Linked DNA regions of Homo sapiens: region 1 is linked to region 2. The links are chromatin contacts, found by Hi-C or POLR2A ChIA-PET in ENCODE. All regions are on one chromosome and are shown on one strand. Each heading gives the region's core, a stretch centred on a gene start or an enhancer-like site at or near the end of the contact. The rest is flanking DNA. Distances are from core to core; before and after follow the strand shown.

The links. A loop is a pair of places that touch in the nucleus more often than their neighbours do. ChIA-PET counts read pairs that join two places held with the same protein, here RNA polymerase II (POLR2A). Pooled maps may share reads with other maps.
Region 1: a pooled map shows a loop between it and region 2 (4-fold over the local background). The contact joins the promoter of SLC25A24 here to the enhancer-like site in region 2. A Hi-C loop is called at or near these places in 1 of 168 maps with a recorded cell type or tissue (HepG2) and 4 of 50 pooled maps. POLR2A ChIA-PET finds 5 or more read pairs at or near these places in 1 of 52 experiments (activated CD4-positive, alpha-beta T cell).

The regions. Positions count from the first base shown.
Region 1 is chr1:108,194,329-108,201,592 of GRCh38, reverse strand. It overlaps SLC25A24 (solute carrier family 25 member 24), which reads left to right and starts at 1,250. Exons shown (of 10, transcript NM_013386.5): 1 at 1,250-1,637. The coding sequence starts at 1,455. RefSeq lists an enhancer at 1,032-1,326 and a silencer at 1,127-1,466.
Region 2 is chr1:108,039,578-108,046,745 of GRCh38, reverse strand. No RefSeq gene overlaps it. Among named protein-coding and RNA genes, the nearest start is that of LINC02785, 21 kb to the left of the region's middle. Within about 2 kb of position 4,890, at least 4 of the 41 ENCODE cell types and tissues checked have a DNase peak (open chromatin) inside an H3K27ac peak, as active enhancers do.

The sequences.
Region 1 (7,264 bases), core at 1-2,500, 160 kb before region 2:
GGTTTTCAAGGACAGAGAAAATTTGAAGTTTGAAGGCAGTTCCAAAGGAAGGCAATGATTCTTAATAAGACTGGAAGTTGGAAGTAATATAAAAAGATAAATCAGTTTCAAGATGATTTTACTAAGCAGGCAGCCCTTAATTTACAAATTCTAGATTCATACATATCTTAAACATACAAAATGATATGAGGAGAGGTAAGTTCAGGGTCTGAGTTCCTGGCTGTTGTTGGAACTGATTTCTGTGTAGTGATTCAGAAGATGTGAGACACCCTAATTTACAAGTACAGAGGTATCTTCTTTTCTGCAAACAGCAGTACAACAATAGTTCCTCTTACGCAGCTGTGAATGAACAGGATTATTACAATTAATGATATCTCATTTGATTGGCGCCTTAGAGAATTAAGACCTTTCACACCTAATATACAACTTTGTTGTGAAGGCAGATATTTATATTCTCATTTTACTGATGAGAGACTACCCGGAGACGCTATGTCACACCTGAAGGATTAGGTACTTTCTCTGTTAAGTCCAATGTTCCTTCCGTTATTCCATGCTAGGCAGTAATAAGTTCTGTCTTGCCTGAGTAATAAGCTCCAAACCTCGGAACTGCACCCATCTTGAGAAGGAGGAGGGCGCTGTGGTTTTTTCTGATAAGTGCAGCTGGCAGACACTCTATACGCTTAATCACGGGCAAATCCTAGCTAAGCTGCCTACCAAACTAGTCCTTCTTTTCCCCGTTGCCCACGCAGATGGCTGTTGATCTTTTCTGCAACAAATCCAGGAGTTTCTCCTTTTTGTTTTATAATTGCTCCAATAGATGCTTTAGGATTTAACTCTCTGCTTTTTAAAGCAGAATCGCCATCCCAGGTGTGCAACCACGAAAAAATTAGACATCCGTGAGAGACAATGCCCTCCATGGCCCAGTTTCCAGGCAGAGAGAAGCAGCTCTGGGCTGACCGCCAAGGCTCCGGCCCGAGAGGGTCTTTAAGTGGAGTAACCAGTCTTCAAGACCCCGCTCCCAAGCCACCGACGCGCTGACGCTGCAGCCCTGGACCTGCTGGGGGCCTCTTCCTCGGACCCGCATGCTGACAGCGGGACTGGCAACTGGGCAGAGGTCGACCCCGGGTCCGCACAGCACCTCCCGAGACCCAGCTCCCAGCTCCCTCACTTCCGGCTCTCTGGAGGCGGGCCCGGCCAGTGCCGCCGAGGCCAGCGCGGCGAGCTCCTCCCCAGCAGCGGCGGGACGGCCACACCCTGCGCTCCGCGCGGGCTCGGGTGGGGTCTCCGCTCCTGCGCCCTGCGCCCTGCGCGCCGCAGCCGCAACCCCGACGGCGCCCCAAACGCTGTTGCGCCGCGCGCCCCGCCCAGCCCGGCCTCGCGCTGGTCCCGGTCTCGCCCCGCAGCCCTCGATCTCCCGTGACTTCCTCGGCCAGGCCGCCTGCGCCTCTGGGACCATGTTGCGCTGGCTGCGGGACTTCGTGCTGCCCACCGCGGCCTGCCAGGACGCGGAGCAGCCGACGCGCTACGAGACCCTCTTCCAGGCACTGGACCGCAATGGGGACGGAGTGGTGGACATCGGCGAGCTGCAGGAGGGGCTCAGGAACCTGGGCATCCCTCTGGGCCAGGACGCCGAGGAGGTGGGTCGCCGCCGGGGCGCCGCCTGAGCGTAGGGAGGGCTGCGGGCGCTGGGGACACTGCGAGGACCGAGGAGGGCGGCGGCTTGAGGCGTTGCCAGGAGAGGAAGGAGGAACTGTGGCGCCCAGCGCTCCGGTGGCTTCAGAAACTCGGGCGTGGGGCCGCGACCGGCGACCCCGGTAACAGAAGTGGGTCATAATACGAAAGTCTACTGGTATTTGTCCAGATAAAATGAGTGTTGTGGACACTCTGGCCCACGGGCACTGTTAAATTTTTAAGACACTTTTGTCCTGAATCCATCCCAGGTTCTTTGTTTTCTGTTTTAATACCTTGCAGACATGTAATCCGTTTTAGCTGTCAGACTTCAGTGGGTCCCAAGTTTTGTATAAAGGCGCACACATTCGATCTCTTTCGAAGCTGCTTTGTTACAGCAGCTATGTGTATTGTCTACTGTTTGAAAACTGTTTGAAAACCAATCGCGTGTTTCCCCCACTTCCTGTTGAGAAGGAATGGCGGCATTCCATTGTTTAAGACATTCCTAGGTTAATGCCCTAGGTACATAAATTGATCTGAAGGGTTGACTTGACCTGCGACTGAGCAATTTCATTTTCTCTGAGTCATCTTAACTGTGCCCCTGAACTTCTGCCCCTTTAGTAGGGTGGAGATATGTGGAACTTCTCCAACCCTGTTGAAGCGTTCCCTGACACTGGCATTCTCTTATCCAAAGAGGGAAAGTGATTAGGTTACTATGAGGGCCAACAACTGTTATATAGTTATATTTCACTTCTCTTTTAATGTCTTTGGTAGTTATAGGCCTCTTCAGTTTACTGTTTCTTCTAGAGTCAGATTTAGTAAGTTACAATTTTTTTTGAAACTGCCTGTTCTGTCCAAGGTTCATAATACTCACCGATGATTTTATAACACTTCTGACTGAATCTGTAGGTAGGTTCTCTATTTCATTCCTCATATCTATCCTTTTCTCCCCTTCAATCTTGCCAAAGTTTTGTGTATTTTATTCATACTTTGAAGGAACCAACTTTTGGTACTTTGTGCTGATTGTCCCAGAAATGGCCCAGTTGGAGTTCCCCACCATGTCCAATCATTGGCTGGAAGCAGCCCAGGAAAGGGACGACCTTGCTGCAGTGCATCAGCAGATGCCAGGGTTAGAGGCTAGAGAGTGGAAGTCAACTGTGTTCCTCACAGTAGGTGCCTTTGAAGGGAGATCTCAGTGGTACAACTCCATGGTCCCTACAATATACAAAAGCTCTTTGGAGTGCTCAATGATTTTTAAGATTGTAAAGGGATCCTGAGATCAAAAAGCTTGAGAATTGCTGCTGTATCACCATTTTTACGTAACTGCATCATATTCTGTTATATGTTTGTGTCATAGTATATGTTACCAATTCTTTTTAAATCACCTTTTACTTTATTGATAGTTTAAAAACGATTGTAAGTGAAATTGCAATGGATGTCCTTTGTATTCATTTTCTCATTCTGGTCCAGTTACTTTCGTAAGATAAATTTTGAGGAGTGGACATTGCTGAGTCTGAAGGTAACACACATTTTAAACTGGGATACGTATTGCCTTTCGGAAACCTTAGACCCATTTTCACTCTTTTGACTGACAGTGCTTGCTTCTCCACATCCTCGCTCATTCAGGGTATCAGTCTTTGTAAAGTCTCCTATTCTGCAGGTGAAATTCCTTTTCATTTCCTGTCTTAGTCCATTTAGTGTTGCTATAGTGGAATATCTGAGACAGGGTAATTTATAAAGAAAAGACATTTATTTAGCTCACAGTTCCGCAGGCTGGGAAGTTTAAGAAGCGTGGTGCTGGCATCTGCTGGACTCCTGGGGAGGGCTTTCCTGCTGTGTCACAACATGGTGGAAAGTCAAAGTGGAAGTGGACATGTGTGAAGAAGCAAAATCCGAGGGGTGTCCTGGCTTTATAGCAACCCAGCCTCGAGGGAACTGATCCATTACTGAGGGAACTAATTCAGTCTCATGAGAGAGAGAACTCACTCACTACTGCAAGAATGACACCAAGCCATTCATGAGGGATCTGCCTCCGTAACCCTGACACCTCCTGCTAGGTCCCTCCTCCCAACACGGCCACATCAGGGATCAGACTTCAACATGAGTTTTTGTGGGGACAAACAAAACGTAGCACTTGCTTTGCCTTTTGGTTCTATTCACATCCTCCACAGGATTGCATTATGCCTACCCATTTGGTGAGGGCAGTCTTCTTTAATTGGTTTACTGATTCAAATGCTACCCTCCTCCAGAGACATCCTCACAGACACACCCAGAAATCATGTTTTACCAGTTATCTGGGCATCCCTTAGTCCAGACGAGTTGATACATAAAATTAACCATCACACATGGGATAGAATTAGGATTACACAGTCAACCTTTATGGGAGAAAATTTCAGAGGCATGTCAGGGGTTTATGTAATGTCAAGGAGTGAGGACATTGGCTACTTGAGCATAGAAATGAGAACTGTGGGGTGACTCTTCGGTGGAAAGTTTCAAGGTAGTAGTTTGTATCTAAGCCAAATACTCAGCTTGAAGCAAAATCTCTATAAATTTTCATCTGATTTGATCTCATCTCCGTGTTTCCAAGCATTTGTAATGAATTGAGCATTTAGAAGAGAACAAATTTCTGTTTAAGTTTCTTTAGATTTTAGATGGAAAGAATGTAGAAATAAGAGTAGAATGTAGAAATAGGTATAAGGAATATAATAGCTAACCATTACTAAGTGTTCCAGAATTATCCAGGGAAGAGAAAAGAATTCAAGGCAAGTCCTGAGACAAAATTAAGAACCAATTGGAAGTGAAAGCGCTACATTTTTTTTTCTGGTATGACCTTTCTTTTCTGTATGTTCCAAATCTCCTCACTATGAAATTAGTGAAAAATTAAAGTTAAAAATTAGAGAAAATTCACATTAAGTTCTCCTAGGACTCAGTAGTATAAGGGTATAGACTGAGAGTAGAATGTAGTGTGAGAACAAGGAGATACAGTATTTAACCATTACTAATTCTCTTATACTTGTCTAGTAATCCTATTTCCTTTTAAAAGTCTTCAGTTATTTTCTCTTTACGCACCTCCTTCTCCCTCTTGTCTTCCTCCTTCTACCCCCATCTTCTTTCTTCCTGTGGAGCCTTCATGAATGGGATTAGTGCTTGTATAAAAGTGACCTGGAAGACCTTCCTTGCCCCTTCCACCATGTGAGGACACAGTGAGAAAACAGTGGTCCATGGAACCGGAAAGTGGGTCCTCACTAGACAGTAAATCTCCTAGCACTTCGATCTAGGACTTCCAGTGTCTGGAACTGCAAGAAATCAATGCTTATTTTTTAAGTAAGCCAATAGTATTTTTGTCATAGCAGCCCAGTTGGACTAGGACAATTATCAAGAGCAAGAAGGGAAGCAGCAAGCTACAAGAGAGTTCCGTCCTTGGTGTAAATTGACCGTGTAATCCTTGTCAAGTTTGAGCCTTACTGGAGCTTTACTTTCTTATTCTTAAAATGCAGATATCTTGCCTGCATCCTGGACAGAGCTTTTAACAAGGTCATATGTTGCAGAATATGAAAGTTCATGTTAAAAAACCCTTTAAAATGTGGTATCCCATTTACTAGCTGGTGAACTTCTTGAGGAACCTCTGTGCCCATGGGTATGAAGTGTATGCTGAATGATCACCCAATGTTAGAGGAGTGGGTGGACTGGTAACCTGATTTAAGGGCCATTCTAACTCTTACATTCTATGATTTTTTTAATTCTGTCTTTAAGTTTTTACATTTACAATCACAGAAAAAATAGTCACATAGAAGAATAGTAGCTTAGCAAATGTTTATTGCATTGAGTGGAATCAGGATTTCACTCCATTAAGTAATTCCTCTGTTAACAAAGAGGGTTCATTTCATTTTTATTTCATTAATATTGCTTTTTTTTTTTTTTTCTGGAGACAGAATCTTGCTCTATCACCAAGGCTGGAGTGCAGTGGTGCGATCTCGGCTCACTGCAGCCTCTGCTTCCTGGATTCAAGCGATTCTTGTGCCTCAGCCTCCCAAGCAGCTGAGATTACAGGCACATGCCACCACACCTGGTTAACTTTTGTATTTTCTAGTAGAGATGGGATTTTGCCATTTTGGTCAGGCTGGTCTTGAATTCCTGGCCTCTAGTGATCTGCCTGCCTCTGCCTCTGAAAGTGCTAAGATTACAGGCATGAGCTACCATGGCCAGCCCATTTCCTTAATATTTTAATTGTCAGACATGTTATGGTTTCTGGCACAATATTAAGAAGACATGATATGAAATCACAGGGTGAATTTTAGGGCATCACAACAGAAAGATTATGGTATAAGAAAAACAATGGAATTCCAACTACATTTCTGTCAAATGTTCTAAAATATATAAAATCTGTATCTTTTGTGTTCTCTCCTGATTTATATTCTAAATTTGATGTTATCCTTCTCTGCAGAAATAAAGTGTCTGAAAGAATGAAAAAAATGGAAGAATTCTTTAGTAAGGTATAAAATACCCTTTCTATCTTTGTAGCATTCTAAGCCTTTTGTCACCTTTCCAAACTCCCAACATGCCATATTCCCTGACTAGGCCACAGCCATGTACATTGATCCCTTTATTTTCTTCTCTCTGCCTGAGATTTCTCTCATTCCCCCTTCTCTGCCTGGTATATGATTGCCCATTGTTTAAGGCCCCAACTCACCTTTATAATCTTCCTAGCCCACTTTCTTTATCGGTATTCCAGAAAAAACAAAAGAAGCTTCCACAAGACAACATTCTGTAATACACTGCTTAACTTCTTTTGACCCTGCTGAGTTCAAAAATCTTATCTTTTTAAGGATTGAATGGAGTCCACCAAGGTATCTATATTTGACAGGATTTATGAAAACAAAAGGATTTGTTGAGAAAGTTTGAAGCCTAACTCTGAAACGTGGATCATAGTGTTTACTACACATTAACTGTTTTAGTGGATGTAATAGTTATTATTATAGGCTGTGGAATCAGAACAGGGTTCAAATGTTTTCACCGCTTGCTAGACTGTGGCCTTGGGCATGTTATTTAATGCCTGGAGGCCTCAAATGTTAACTAGGAATGGTAAGACCTACCCAGTAACTTAGCATAAATAGTAAATTCATTCATTTAATGTTTTCAAACAGTGCCAGACATTGTTTAATGAACTGGGGATATAGTGGTGAACAACACTGACAGCGTTCTTCATTGTATTCTCAAAACCCTCCCTATAGTAAGTAGGTCTGTGTGTGTGTGTAGGTGCATGGGGAATAAAAAATAATAAGCAAATAATGAACAGGGTAATTTCAAAAAGCAGAAAGAGCTATTCAACAAAACTACCTGCCTTTTATTAGATGAAACTCTCAACTCTATGGTTTGTTCTCTCCTGTCAATTCTGTTAAATGCTGTCAGCCTGTTTTCCTTATCACCCTGGCCACGACTTCTGTCTTTTCTGCTTGGTCCTGTAGACTCTAACCCAAGGCTCATTCTCTGCCTGGCTATCTGCCTTCTGTGGCTCTTTGCCACTACCTACATTTTCTGTGTTGCACAGGGAAGGACCATTCCCTGTGGACCATAAAATTCTCTTTTTGAAAGAATT
Region 2 (7,168 bases), core at 3,641-6,140:
TATCCATAATAACTAAATACTTGGGTACAGATGCGATCATCTTCCAGACAAGCTCATGTGTCCTGAAGGCATATTCTGTGCCAGTCACAATTCTAAGTACTTTATTTGCGTTAACTCATTTAGTCTCCATAACTAGCTTTTGAGATATTTCCTTCATTTTGCAGATGAGGAAACTGAGACAACAGAGAGCTTCCATAACTCACTCCAGGTCAAACCAGGATCCAAACTCAGGCTGGCTCCAGGTCCCACCTCACCACACTCCCTGTCTGTTTCTCTGTCAGGGCTAATAGCTCACTCCTAGGACACAGGCAAGTTCTAATACATGGACTTTGTTGCAGAGCTGTGCCATTCATTTTCAGGGGTTGCAGGAGATGTTGGTGTTTCTAGTTGCCATGGCTTGCATAATATACATTCCTCACCTGCTGGAATCCTACTGCCCTGAGTTGCAGCTGCCAGCAGCTGCAGAATGAACACATACCAGCAGCAAGGCAAAGCACATGGAGAAGAGAGCAGGAATGAAGACAGGCACGCAGCGATGATCCTTTCAAGCAAAAACATGTTTGAAATGCCTTCAGGTGACCAGAGGGTTCTGTGTCTTTCCACAGGGAGGCTGACCCCACAATCAAGGTAACCACTGTTTATAATAAAAACTGTGGTCATTGAAGTTTACAAAGCAGGGATACTTAGCTTTAAAGTCACTCAGTAAGCTGTCTGCATTTAACCTAGAGGCTGGGAAAGTTGTGTTGCCACAGGGAAAAGTCTCACCAACTTTAAAACCCTAACAATGTGTTAGTGCAGCACGGCACCTTCAATAGGCAACTGCCTACAGCTGAATGAGTGTAGGTCCACGCCCCAAAGGGAAGGTGGAGGATGAGCCTAGGGTAAATTATATAAACTGTGAATCGGAGATTCATAGAGACGGGTTCCATGAGTGTAATGTGCTTTATCATAAGCAGGGTTGTGTCCTTTCCTGGAGTGTTGTTGCAGCTGGTAACCGTTCAGGCAAAGGCAGCTTAATGCCCCATAAAATGATTAGATAAGGATGAAGGTGGGATCAGTTTTGTCAGTCCTGTCACACAGCTGAAGAACATTAAATACAGCACACGGTGTGCAGGCTGCCGTCGCAAAGCATTCCATTTGCCCTGCATGCTTAGAGATGCATAGTGAGCCGCCTAACTTTACAAGGAACAGAACTGTGTCACCCTTTTCCTGTCTGTCATATGCCCTTTATCTTTGCCATTGGTATGTCTCACTGCCTTACAGCTACCTGCTTTTTTGCCATTGCTGAGCCGTTTGCTTAAGAAATGATTCCAGGGCCCAGAAGGCAGTTGGAACACAGGGAGCTCATTCATTGCAACAAAAGTTGAACACCTACTATGTGCTCATTACAAGAGGAACTTCAATGAAGAAGGGAGAGGTCTGCCTTCCTGGGCCTGGGGTCTGGTGGGGGAGATTGTCAGTGATAAACCTAAGGTGCACTGTGACTGGGGACATGACATACTAAAGTGGTGGCATTTCACATGCGTCCGGAAAAACAGGTAGAATTCTGAGAGGGGACACCAGAGGAGGTGGATATTCCAGGTAGAGGAAAAAACTCAGTTGGTTTCTCCCTAATAGAGGAAAGGTCTTTCCGATAACATGAGCTGTCCCTAGACAAGGTGGGTTGTCTTGTGAAGGAGTGAGTTTTGGTGGCATTTACATAAAGAATAGAAGACCACATGTTAAAGGGACTGCCATTCTGAGATTTGACTTTATAGACTGCAGAAAGTTTCCTCTTACTCAAAGGTTGTATTTTTCAAGCCCTTCAAATGGATTTTTTTTTCTTCTGAGGATTTTTTAGCTTGCTAAGCAGTTGTTGAAGATAAATATGCAGACAAAGATAATTTAAGAGTTCAAAAGTTTTCTATTCCGTATTGGGAGACTACATGGATATTTAGTAGCCTCTAAATATAGTGCTCTATCCTCCTGCTTGGCATGAGAGTAACATCAAGAGAAAGACTGAGATAATATTTAGTTTCTGACATGTAAATAGGATCCCAGCTGCAGGAGAAAGGCTTTGCTACGTTCCTTTGGCTACTGCCCTCTCTTGCATATTACAGCCAAGCCTGGATGACCTCCACCATAGAGTTCTCTTTGGTGTAGAGAAGATGCTCATTCCGTCTTTAACAGCAAAGCATGGAGACTGTTGCTCAGCAGGTGCAGGGGTATGTATATGACAAAAGGAAGCAAAATAAAAACTCACTCTCTGTCTCAGAGGAAGTGGGACAGAGAGGAGAGGGAAAGGAAGAAAGTGAAAGAATTAAATGTAGGCCCCAATTTACTGTGCATTTTACAAGTTGAGGGAGCAAACAGCCTCCAGGAAGCTTTTACTCCCCACCTCCAACTCTCATTTGGGAACCCTGGGAGGACACTTCTGTGCACAGTGGGGCAGCCTAGTGATTAGGAAGGGGAAGCTGAGTGGTCCTATGAGACCCAGAAAAAGGTCTGGTTGTCATTTTCTAGACACCCCTCCATTCCTAAGGTGTTCATACTGAGTTAAAAGCCGTCAAGTCTGTAATAGGGTTTGTAATGGTGGGTCAAGGTAATTTGGCAGCAAAGCCATGGGCAGGCTGTAGGCCAGGGCTGAATGGGGTCTGTGGCAACTGCATAGGGGTAGTTGGCCATCAGAAGCTGAGTCAAAGCCTCGAGGCCTATTTAGTCAAGGAGGCTCAGGATCACCGAGCCAAGAGATGAGATTGAGCTAAAGTAGTGGTATCCTGCATCAGTGGATGCTAGCAAGACAGAGCAGTTTGGGGTTTACTCCAGAGACCAGAGGAGGAGGCCATTACCATGCTTGCGAGCACTTCCTCTTTTTTGCTGCCAAAAAGTCATGCGGGATGTCCTGATATACCGCACTGCCGTTCTAATGACAAAAGCAGGGGAAGGGGAACTATGTGAGAGATTTAACACTTTTATTTAAGAAGACTGAATATTACCTAAATTATGATTGCAGACTAATCTTTAAATCGATCGAAGAGTAAGTTAATCTTTTCCCCACTAGTCAGTATAGTAAGACTAGAGGATTGAGAGGCTGAATGAAGCCATTAGAGTTATTTGTACATACGAGTTGTAAAGTGAGTTAAAGTTTGTGATCCCTACTGAATATAATTTTCCATTGAGTGACTAAAGCATAATGAATTTACCTATTTCCCTCTGGCTGAAGTATAAGGTTTTCTAGTTTTTTGATTATAAGGAATTTTATATGAACATCGATGTACATGTTCACACAGTACACAGTAGTCACCAAATAAATAGCCCGTCAGTGAGATTTGAAATGAAATTGTCACTGGAAATGTGGAATGGCTTATGTATGTGATCTGAGCTTCCATATAGCAAGGCAGTACTTTGCTTCTTGTGGCAGAAGATGTGCCCCTGATAGCATGGATTGGTAAGAGAAAGCGTAACAGAAGAGATCATCAACTGTCTCTGCATTCGAAATCAACAGAAAGTTTGAAGTGTAGGAAAAAGAGAAAAGAAGGAAAAGTTCAAAGAATATGGTGGAAGACTACAGTCCACATCTGAGAAGTGACCATGATATTTTTAGGAATGGGGATATCAATCATGGAATTTTAAGTTACATGTGATGTGTACCTTGTCATTGCCAATCTTTGAGAAGGTCTTCTATTCATATAAATACCTCAGAAATTGTTTCATTTTGTTGGTTTGTTGGTTGATAATGGTGAAAATCAGAAGAAAAGGCTGAATTCAATATTCAGGTCAATATGATGAGGAATTTGAACCACACAATGTGATGATCAATCATGATCTCTAAAACAAGTATTTCAGTGTAAGCGAGAGCTCAGAGCTGAAAGTGACTATAAGAGGTTCAAATCCCTGTGGCCCCAGGAACTCATCATCCAGTGGAAAAGGAAAAGGGGGCTTCCCCTCACTTGTTTTGGAGATCCCCCACCCTCCAGTGTCCTCTGTGGTAGAACACACACATCATCCAACTATAGAAGGATAAAAACAATAGCATAGTGGAGAGAGCTCATGGGAGAAACTATGTACTGTATAAGGATAAAATTACAATATCTTATATAATTTATTTTTGGTAGCATAACTTATTAGGCCTTAGACTGGGCCTGGTGGCTCATGCCTGTAATCCCAGCACTTTAGGAGGCCGAGGCAAGCAGATTGCTTGAGCTCAGCAGTTCAAGACCAGCCCGGACAACATGGCAAAATCCCATCTCTACAAAAAATACAAAAATTAGCCAGATGTGGTGATGCATGCCTGAAGTCCTGGCTACTCAGGAGGCTGAGGTGGGAGAATCATTTGAGCCCAGGAGATCAAGCCTGCAGTCAGTGATCATACCACTGCACTCCAACCTGCGTGACAAAGAGAGACCCTGTCTCAAAAAAAAAAAAAAAAAGAAAGAAAGAAAGAAAGAAAAAAGAAAATAAAAAAAAAGTTAATAGGCCAATTAGGTCTTCCAGGACTGCTATTTTCTCCTTATTTCTGTACCTAGTCTGGGCTATTTTAACCCATTCTCCTCAGGGAAGAGACATACATTTTGTGGAGGTCTTGGATCTACTTCTTGGTTCTAGATCGAAACTGGTCTCACAGATATTCAAACCTCACAAAATTTTCTCAGTTTAGAAACTTCCCTTAACAAGTTATTTTCTTTCCCATCACTCACCCTATATTTGACAGAACAGCCCCATGTGATCTCTATCTTATGTATTTGAGCCCTTTCTAGAGGTTTTGCTTTGGTCACTTAACATATCCCTTTTATGGTGGCCCCATGAATCACTTGCCTGCCCTCCCACCCTCTATTTTCTCACCTTTCTGTTTCCTCTTTGTGTTTCATTTCCTCTCAGTTTTGCTTAGGCTCTTTGCTCACCATCCTCGAGGCAGGAGCTCAAGTCTGCTTGTCTCATATCTGTGTTCGTTATCAGCGCAGTAAAGCCCGTAATTGAGCTTACAATCTTCTTCATAGTAAAAATGGCTTACAATGTAGTACGCAAGTGTCTGGGGAGACAGATTTCCCTTGAAGCATCTTAAAAATCGAAAAGTAGGGAAGTCATCACATTCTATGATTAATGGAGTCTGAACAGGGCTGTCAAAGCAGGCTGAAATATTGCCCAAAAGAGGAGATTACAGATTAGCACACAAAAAGCAGTAAGCTTAGTTTAAAAAATGACTAAATTTTATTAACTGCTGATGTTCCTTAAGCAGAATTTCTGGAGCCAGAGTAAACTTCAAATTCCTTTCCTCTTGCCTGAAGCATCAACTGTACTTGGCAGAGCAGGCTGCGAGTTAAAGCCCCTGCCTGGTCCAGCCAAATGCCTTCCCTGTGCCAAAAGCCTGGAGTTGAAAGTAACCTGACAACTCTACTGCAAGCAATCCGAAGCTTGGCATAATTGTATACCACGGGGCTCTTGGGAGACTGATGATAAGCCCAATGGCAGACCACCCCTGCCTTCCTAAAGGGGCAGCATGGAAAGAAAGAATATGTAAAGGGAGGTGGGAAAGGAAAACACAATATAAAGCCCTCCTTGTTGCTTTCACCTTCAGAAATCAGCGCTTGGTGGATGTTTGGAGGGTGGGAGTGGAGAGGTGGACAGAAAAAACCCACAATGACTCTGTAGAGCAAGAATCCATAGGAAATTTTCTTGCATTGAGACCCCTCTGCTATGTTAAATTCAAAGGAGTGTTGCTCAACTGGTGAACTTTTTTCCCTTCTTTCTTTCTTCTATCCCAGTGCCCCATATGTTTAGTGAATGGAATGAAACCTTTTTATTTCACTGTACTTTAGTGTTTTAGGTAATGTTTAATATCTGATGATAATAAGATCAAGCTGTAGACAGACAGGACATGATACATTAATAATCTATTTTATGGCACACAGCATCTCATGTTATCACAACCACCAGTTGTGAGGTAAACAGGGCAGATATTATTCCATTCCATTCTACAGATGAGGAAACTGAGGCCCAGCGACTCACTTGCTCAAGTTTAAACAGCCACAAGCAGTGAAATTGAGGCTCACATTTTCAGATTTGGAAGCACTTGCTTTTTCTACTGTTAAATCTCTGTTCACATAGGCTTTTAGCACCATGTAACAAGGATTTAATTATATGAACTCTCTTCTTAACCTTAGTTTGTATTTGTCTTAGTGTAGAATGTATACATGTCTGGATTTTTTTCCTGTGAATGTGAAATTGGCATTGAGCAATTATTTAATAAACATGGCAAAGATCTGATAGGGTCGGACATTAAGCTTAACCCTGGAACTACTAAAGACCAAAAAGATGCAGCCTCTGACATGAATTTTGTTTATCCTAGAAGATATGGCCATAGAAATTATAAAATAATTCAATGGGTACCTTAGACACATGTGAACAAGAAGATGTGGAAACATTGAAGAAACAGCATCTAGTTCTGCTTGAGAGACTTGAAGGTGGAGTTGATATCAACACTTTGTCTTCAAGGAGAGAGGTCTACCAGGCAAAGGAGGGAAAAAGTATTATATTCCAGGGAAAGGACCCAGCATATGCATAACACAAAGTGGGCAATGTGCACTGTGGGTGTGGAGCATGGTGTATGCGGTAGGGAGGCGGGGCTGGGTAGGGGCTGGCTTGTAAGTTCTCTGTAGACCAAGCTAAGCAATTTGTTTTTTGTCATGAAGGCAAGAGGGGACCCCCGGAGGATTGTAAACAGGTAATTTGACATACAGAGGAAGATTCAACAAAAGGAGTACTTTGATATAAACCTTTTGGAACTCAGTGTTAACTTGGAAAATGAGTTTTCATACATCTGGATCAATGGTTCTCAAACTTCAGTGTGCACCAGAATTACCTGGAGTGTTGTTAAAACACAGATTGCTGGACCCCGTCCCAGAATTGCTGATTCAGTAATGCTGGGGTGGGGTTGGAGAATTTGCATACCTAACAAGCTCCCAGGTGACACTGATGCTGCGAGTCCAGGGTCACATTTTGAGAACTACTGCTCTAGAGCTTTTGGGAAGGCCTCTGCCTGGGCAGGACATAGAAAGAGCGGCTCCACAATGAGAACACCTGGACACAGGAAGGGGAACATCACACACCGGGGCCTGTGGTGGGGTGAGGGGAGGAGGGAGGGATAGCATTAGGAGATACACCTAATGTAAATGACGAGTTAATGGGTGCA